Linked DNA regions of Homo sapiens: region 2 is linked to region 1. A link is an interaction called in ENCODE POLR2A ChIA-PET data of the cell type or tissue named here. Cell type or tissue: PC-9. All regions are shown on one strand. Each heading gives the region's core, and the rest is flanking DNA. Links, peaks and the distances in the headings are about the cores only.

The links. Peaks named below come from ENCODE experiments on the same cell type or tissue, not always from the same donor. Only the 100,000 strongest peaks of a DNase experiment are listed, where the experiment ranks them.
Region 2: POLR2A ChIA-PET joins it to region 1 with 6 read pairs; 4 of 35 experiments call an interaction of 5 or more read pairs at or near these places.

Annotation. Positions count from the first base shown.
Region 1 is chr11:74,174,786-74,179,183 of GRCh38, reverse strand. The region is part of intron 1 of PPME1 (protein phosphatase methylesterase 1); the gene reads right to left. Among named protein-coding and RNA genes, the nearest start is that of PPME1, 5.7 kb to the right of the region's middle. In PC-9, for the core only: no CTCF peak of the experiment used is centred there; no DNase peak of the experiment used is centred there.
Region 2 is chr11:74,064,555-74,068,952 of GRCh38, reverse strand. All of the region lies in intron 24 of C2CD3 (C2 domain containing 3 centriole elongation regulator), which reads left to right. Among named protein-coding and RNA genes, the nearest start is that of UCP3, 58 kb to the right of the region's middle. In PC-9, for the core only: no CTCF peak of the experiment used is centred there; a DNase peak (open chromatin) is centred at 2,092; H3K4me3 peaks cover 546 bases; H3K27ac peaks cover 2,990 bases.

The DNA of each region.
Region 1 (4,398 bases), core at 288-4,287:
GAGGATGTCTACTTAAACCTGGAAAAAGTCTATGGCCAAAAACACACACAGAAGCATATAGGAAAAGGACTGATAAGTAAACAACTTCGGTCTTCCGGTGTGGTTTGAAATGATTGGAATTTTCAATATAATCTCTTATTCAATCTTCAAAATATATTGGTAGAATATACCTGTAACTTGTAATCAATATTGTATTTGAAGAATATCTAAGTGTGGCCACCCTCTTAATAGAACTATTAATTAAAAGTTTCTTCTCTTAAAAAAAAAAAAACTATTTTGTAGTTTGAAGGAAACAGTCTTTCCCAAACAACTAGAGATGTTTTCTGAAATCTGACATCAAGTAGCATAACATGGAAGGCTCATTAGGTTTAAAATAAAACAAAAGAGCAAATTACCCAATTTTGGAGATACTAAGAAGAAATAGATTTGCTGGCAATAAGCAACAATGGAAAAACGGACTTTTACTCAGAAGTTCTGAAATGAATGTCAAGGGGCTGAAATCTGGCAATAAGGGGCAGGGGAGTTGGGGGTGGGATTATTACTTCCTATACTTACACTGCAATGAAAACAGTAGGGAAGTTGAAATCAGAAGATTAGGCTTCTCCACTTGTTAACCTCAGGATTTGGGCCAGATGCTGTTTATTCTCTATTCCAGACATTACCTGCCCACTTCCCACTCTCTCTTCCCTAACAGAATTGTAATACTTTTGTTTGAGCAGCTAGTGGAGATCTCTTGTTGTCTCTCCTCCAGTCCAAGGGAATGAATCAAAATTGGTCTAAACCAGTCATAGTTAATCCCATTCCCTACTGCCAGTGATTGGTTTTAGGATGGGTATGTGAACAGTTCTGGACAATAAGACTTAAGGGAAAAATCTGTTGGGGAGCTTGCATTTCTGGGAAAAAATTAAAAGACAAGCTTAGCTAGGAAAGGACTTTGGCCCCCGCTTCTTTTTATTTGTAAAGATAAGATAGAAGTAGAGTGGCAGCAGCCATCCTGCAACCATAAGGTGACAAGCAAGAGAAGGAAAAGCCACCATTCTAAGGATGGCAAAAGAAAGGATGCAAACAGCCTGGGTCCTGAATGAAATTGTTTAGCAACTGAATGAACCCTGGAACATCCTATCAATAATAAATGTCCTTGTAGTTTAAACTACAGTAAACTGATAACAGCAAATTAGATTGTTTCACATCAATATAATGTTGCTAATGTGAGTTTGGGGATTTTTGTAGACTTAATTGTATTTAAAGAGTAAATCTACTGAGTTTCACAATTATTTAAGAGTACTATTGAATTTAAGTAATATTAGATTGAATATAACTTAGGTCAATACTTGGAATCTGAAATATATTTCCTTCAAAAGGGATTCATACAAATTGAAAGATACCATATTTCTTCAAGGAACATTCAACATCATAAAAACGTTTATTCTAAATTAATGTTTGTATTTAATGTAATCCCAATAAAAATACTATCAGGATTTTTTTCTGGCACTAGTCTATGGGATTAGAAAGTTTATTTGTGAGAAAAAAACAAGAGGAACCACGAAAATCCTCAAAATGAATGAGGGGTAAACAACCTCTACCACCCATCAAAACATATTAATAAATCCTCTAATTAAAAGTACAGTAGTGGCACGTAAAAGAAACTCCACAGACCCGGATTTATATAGAAATTTGGCATATGACAAAGGTGTCATTTTAATCAGTGAGAAAGAAGACTTTTTTTTTTTTTTTTGAGACAAAGTCTCACTCTGTGTCCCAGGCTAGAGTGCAGGGGCATTATCTTGGCTCACTGCAACCTTTGCTTCCCGGACTCAAATGATCCTCCAGAGTAGCTGGGACTACAGGCACACACCACCACACCCAGCTAAATTTTTGTGATTTTTGTAGAGAAGAGGTTTCACCATGTTGTCCAGGCTGGTCTCCAACTCCCAAGCTCAAGTGGTCCACATGCCTTGGCCTCCCAAAGTGCTGGGATTACAGGCATGGACCACTGAGCCTGGCCAGGACTATTTCTTTATTGTAGTGAAATTTACGTAATGGGTAAAGGACTAAAAAATTTAATAAATGATGAAAACAACTAGATAGCCTTTGGATAAAAATAAAATGTCTTCTTTTCCTCACTTTGCATATCAAGATAAACTTCAAATGGATTAAAAAAAAATTGGCTCATGCCTGTAATCCCAGCACTTTGGAAGGCTGAGGTGGGTGGATTACCTGGGGCCAGGAGTTCAAGAGCAGCCTGGCCAACATAATGAAACCCCGTCTCTACTAAAAATACAAAAATTAGCTGGGTGTGGTGGTGCATGCCTGTAATCCCAGCTACTTGGGAGGCTGAAGCAGGAGAATCGCCTGAACCCGGGAAGTGGAGGTTGTAGTGGGCCAAGATCACACCACTGCACTCCATCCGGCCTCGGTGACAGAGCAAGACTCTGTCTCAAAAAAAAAAAAAAAAAAAAAAAGGACACTACACAGGTACCAGGAAAAAATATAAATGATTCCTTTATAACCCAAAAAAAGGAAAAGCCTTTCTGTGACTCAAGATCCAGAAGCAATACATGCTGGGAGGAAGGGAAGATGCTAATGAGTAACGAGTTTATGGGAGGATGAAAATGTTCTGCAATTAGTGGTGGTAATTGTACAACTGAGTGAATATACCAAAAATCACTGAATTGTACATTTAAAAGAGTGAATTCTATGGCATATAAATTTAACTTTTTAAAAATCTAATGAAAAAATAAAAAAAAAAACAGAAATACTGGGATTTGATTATTTTAGTAACTCAATTTGTGACCTTGAGCAAATCACTTCACTTTGCCCTTTATTTCCCCATCTGTGTGAATAGCTCATTAAAGCCTTCCTAAGAGGCCTGATATCCATAATAAATTTAAGAAGATGGATGAAAGACTATCTAATCAGATATGAATAAACATACAGCTTGTGGGGACAAAAAAGCTGATAACATAAGAAACTGAAAGGAGAGCTTCCACATAAACTATGAACCTTCTTCACAGTTCTCAATGTATAATTATCTACTAGCTATCATTCTTTAAGAGCTTATGTGTCAGTGTCAGGAACTATAAGTGCTTTTTATGTATTATCTTATTCTCACAGCACTCTCAGGTAAGCAGAAGTATTCTCATTTTAGAGATAAGAAAATAGACTATGAGAAGTTAAATGACTCGACCAATGTAAATACCTAAGTTGGGCTTCAAACTTAGATCTTTGTCACTTCAAATATCAAACCCTTCAATGCAAGCTATAGAAAGAACAATGGACTAAAAATACGAAGTCCTGGGTTTGAATGTTGTTCCTGCCACATAATGATTCTGTGATCTTAGGCAAGTCAATGAACATTTCAGTTTTCTCATTTATTAAAAGAAAATATTAACTCCTGCCCTAGTTTACCTCATAGAATATAAAAAGGGACTACTATATACATGTCAGTTAAATCACTACAGAGCTGGGCATGCTAGCATGTATCCTCAGTCCTACCTACTCAAGAGGATGAAGTGGGAAGACTGCTTGAGCCCACGAGTTTGAGGTTGTAATGCACCAAGATTATGCCTGTGAAAAGCCACTGTACTTCAGCCTGGGCAACACAGCAAGACTCTATCTCTTGCAAAAGAAAAAAAAAGGAATTTAAGAGATAATAATAGAAAAGTAGAACTTTTTTTTTTTTGAGATGGAGTTTCGCTCTTGTTGCCCTGGCTGGAGTGCAATGGCGCGATCTCGGCTCACCACAACCTCCGCCTCCCAGGTTCAAGTGATTCTCCTGCCTCAGCCTCCTGAGTAGCTGGGATTACAGGCATGTGCCACCACGCCAGCTAATTTTGTATTTTTAGGAGAGACGGTGTTTTTCTATGTTGGTCAGGCTGGTCTTGAACTCCCGACCTCAGGTGATCCACCCGCCTCGGCCTCCCAAAGTGCTGAGATTACAGGCATGAGCCACCACACCTGGCCAAAAAGTACAACTACTGATAAACCAAAAACACGTTGAATAATGAATGGCTTTAATATTTTATAGTTCCTCTAATAGTAATAGTATATACGAAAGCAGTGACTTTCAAAAGATACTTCTCTCAAGCACACCAGGGGTGCAAAGCAAATAGGGATCTCAAATCTACTTTAGTCAGAGTAGCTCTAAAAGCTTTAATAAAGAAGTTCAAAACCACTGTTTTTGGCAACATCCATTGGCATCTATTAAAAGGAAGAGTGACACCAGGATTTCAGGCCTTACCCAAGAGAAAATATTAGTGTACTGAAAAGTGAATGGATTCTAGAGACTAAACTTAGATTGAATCCTAGCTCTGCTACCTACTAGTTGGGTTACTTTTAATCTCTGGGTCTGAATGTCTTTACCCACAATGCAGGAAAATATTCACCATGCAGGTCTGT
Region 2 (4,398 bases), core at 174-4,173, 110 kb after region 1:
AAGCCTGCAATTCCAGCTACTCAGGAGGCTGAGGCAGGAGAATCACTTGAACCCAGGAGGTGGAGGTTGCAGTGAGCCGAGATCGTGCCTCTGCACTCCAGCCTGGGCGACAGAGTGAGTGAGACTCCGTCTCAAAAAATAAATAAATAAATAAATAAACCAGAGGGATGGGGGTAGTGCCATGAGAGATGTGAGCAAGGTTGATATATATCTAGAATTAGAATTTTACTGTGGAAGGTGGTTTGAGAGCACTTATTTCTGATGAGAAAACCGAGGCCCAGTTAGCCAGAATGAAGTGGTGTATCCAATATGTCACACTAAAGCAATGGCAGACTACATTGGAACCTAGGTGTCCTGCCTCTGGGAACAGTGATTGGTCCTCTCTGCTGATCTTCCTCAGAGCTTTCTTGAGAAGATGTTGCTATCTTCTGTGGGTATGTACTGCAAGCAGACAAGGCAACTCCTCTCTCTAACCCTGGGCAACTATCTGTAGACAAAGGGCAGTGGGAAGTCAGCAAACATTTAATAAGGGCCTTGGGAATACTCTGTGCATTCAAAGAGCTCTCAGTCTAGTGAGGGAAACACAGATTATTATACAATATGTGAGAGCTGCTGTGGTAGAGCCAGGTTATCTCTTCCTAATTGTGAGGATTTATGACATTTTATTGGAAGAAATTAGTTGAAGCTTAAGACCGAAAAAGGAAAATGGGAGAAAGAATGAGAGATGAAAGCTATATCAGGCAGAGGAAATGGAACCCACTCCAGCCATTTTAAGCAGAGAGGAGTTTAATATAGAATATTAAGGTACTTTAAGTCATTAGAAGGGCTAGAGGAGTGAGCTCTAGGCTAAACTTCTAGGAGGGAACCACTAAATCTTTTAAGTTCAGAATACAGTGCCAAAACTGAAATCTAAGAATCAGAAGCTCTCGTCATAGCCATTGCCACAGGGCCTCTCTGCACCCAGGGACCAAATGCTAGATCAAAAAACACAATGTCTCTACATCATCATCCTTGTTATTAGCAAAAGCAGAAGGAAAAGAAAGATGTCCTCTGCTTCCCGCCTGCCTTCCAGATCTTTTGTGAGGGCATCTGATTGGTAGAGGCCAATTTGCATCCATACCCTAGCTGCAAAAGAGTCCGAGAAATGTAGCTTTTAATGCTTCCAATCTGTACAATAAAGGAGTACAATGCAATAAAAGTAGGTGGGGGTGGATGCTCAGCAAGTCAATCCGCATAAATACTGTTCAGTTTCACTAAAATAAAACTTTTAAGAAGATAGCTCACTGGGTACTATTAGTGATATTTTATACATTTACATTAGTAATATGAATACTATTTTATTGATTTCCATTAACTGATTTTTTGCCTACTACCATTAAATTAGAATTACCTTTCCCTGTTCTTTCAAAAATATGCTGTAACTCCTACTGCTTCCCTTGACTAGCCTTAAAAAATTTTTTTCTTTAATATGCTTGTAAACTGGTTTGGCCAAGTTGTAGCCAGTGATTATTTTGTTTTGTTGTTTTGCTCCTCATATAGTTCTCTATATCTTTAATGCTTTCCCGGTTCTAAGGCTCCTCTGCCTTTTTCCAGGTTCAGCCTTTTTCCAGGTCCTGCTTTGTTGGCAACTTGTACATGCCTCAGTTCTCTCCTGCTTTGTGGACGCCACTAGATCTTCCTTCCAAGGCTAGCATTTCTCTTCAGTTCTCCTTCCCAAGCTTCCTCACAAAATCTCCATTCTCTTTTCTCTTCCCATCACCCAGTTTCTTTCTTTATTATTTCCAGTACAAATGACTGAAAAAGTAATGTCATCTGGTCTGGTTTTGTGCCCTGGGTGCTAGAAGTCACAAGATTAAATAATAGCATGTCAATTTTTTAACCAATATTTGGGAACAGAAATGCTGTTTTTCATTTATACATTTCAGATACAAATATGGTTGTATTATGGAATATAATATAAAACCTTCATGAATTTCTAAAATGAAAGACAAGCCTACTAGTAGATGTTATGCTTATTGTAGTTGTTTTAAGGCAACAGGGACCCCTACACTTCAGAGTTTAATGTTTACTCTTCTCTGAGTTTAATGTTTACTCTTCTCTGAATCATTGTTACTTTGGTGGGAAAGTTTGAAAAGAATTTGGTCTATGACATGGTGCTGTAAATTCTTCTACTTGTGGACTAATTTTGGTGACCATCTTTCTGTCTCTGCAGTCTCTTAAGCAGATTGACTATGATGCATGTCACATTCAAGTTTAATTGTGTAATAAAACAGTTTTCTTTCTGTTCAAAAAAAAAAAGAATTGGTCTAATGGAAATTCTTTACGTTGAGGAAAACATATCAAAGCAAAGCTGTAGCTACTTTTCTTTCCCTGAAAGAAATTTTAAGTTGGAAGCTCTAACTGGGGTTATAAAGTTCAGTGATTGCACCTAGAGAGGCTTGTCAGAGTAGATGGAACTAGAACCTGTCTTTTAAAGACTACTTGTTAAATGTTTTTTTTTCTTTCTTTCTTTCTTTTTGACTTTTTTTTTATACTTTAAGTTCTAGGGTACATGTGCACAACGTGCAGGTTTGTTACATATGTGTGCAGATTTGTTACATATGTATACATGTGCCATGTTGGTGTGCTGCACCCATTAACTCGTCATTTACATTAGGTATATCTCCTAACACTATCCCTCCCCCCTCCTGTGTCCAAGTGTTCTCATTGTTCAAGTCCCACCTATGAGTGAGAACATGTGGTGTTTGGTTTTCTGTCCTTGAGATAGTTTGCTCAGAATGATGGTTTCTAGCTTCATCCATGTACCTACAAAGGACACGAACTCATCCTTTCTTATGGCTTCATAGTATTCCATGGTGTATCTGTGCCACATTTTCTATTTTATTTTTTATTATACTTTAAGTTCTAGGGTACATGTGCACAACGTGCAGGTTTGTTACATATGTATACATGTGCCATGTTGGTGTGCTGCACCCGTTAACTTATCATTTACTTTGGGTATATCTCCTAATGCTATCCCTCCCCCCTCCCCCCACCCCACGACAGGCCCTGGTGTGTGATGTTCCCCTTCCTGTGTCCAAGTGTTCTCATTGTTCAATTCCCACCTATGAGTGAAAACATGCGGTGTTTGGTTTTTTTGTTCTTGGGATAGTTTGCTGAGAATGATGGTTTCCAGCTTCATCCATGTCCTTACAAAGGACATGAACTCATCCTTTTTTATGGCTGCATAGTATTCCATGGTGTGTATGTGCCACATTTTCTTAATCCAGTCTATCATTGATGGACATGTGGGTTGGTTCCAAGTCTTTGCTATTGTGAATAGTGCCACAATAAACATACGTGTGCATGTGTCTTTATAGCAGCATGATTTATAATTCTTTGGGTATATACCCAGTAATAGGATGGCTGGGTCAAATGGTATTTCTAGTTCTAGATCCTTGAGGAATCGCCACACTGTCTTCCACAATAGTTGAACTAGTTTATAGTCCCACCAACAGTGTAAAAGTGTTCCAGTTTCTCCACACCCTCCCCAGCACCTGTTGTTTCCTGACTTTTTAATGATCGCCATTCTAACTGGTGTGAGATGGTATCTCACTGTGGTTTTGATTTGCATTTCTCTGACGGCCAGTGATGATGAGTTTTTTTCATGTGTCTGTTGGCTGCATAAATGTCTTCTTTTGAGAAGTGTCTGTTCATATCCTTTGCCCACTTTTTGATGGGGTTGTTTGATTTTTTCTTGTAACTTTGTTTAAGTTCTTTGTAGATTCTGGATATTAGCCCTTTGTCAGATGGGTAGATTGTAAAAATTTTCTCCCATTCTGTAGGTTGCCTGTTCACTCTGATGGTAGTTTCTTCTGCTGTACAAAAGCTCTTTAGTTTAATTAGATCCCATTTGTCAATTTTGGCTTTTGTTGCCATTGCTTTTGGTGTTTTAGACATGAAGTCCTTGCCTATGGCCTGAATGGTATTGTCGAGGTTTTCTTCTAGGGTTTTTATGGTTTTAGGTCTAACATTTAAGTCTTTAATCCATCTTGAATTAATTTTTGTATAAGGTGTAAGAAAGGGATTCAGTTTCAGCTTTCTACATATGGCTAGCCAGTTTTCCCAGCACCATTTATTAAATAGGGAATTCTTTTCCCATTTGTTTTTGTCAGGTTTGTCAAAGATCAGATGGTTGTAGATGTGTGGTATTATTTCCGAGGGCTCTATTCTGTTCCATTGGTCTATATCTCTGTTTTGGTACCAGTACCATGCTGTTTTGGTTACTGCAGCCTTGTAGTATAATTTGAAGTCAGGTAGTGTGATGCCTCCAGCTTTGTTCTTTTGGCGTAGGATTGTCTTGGCAATGCGGGCTCTTTTTTGATTGCATATGAACTTTAAAGTAGTTTTTTCCAATTC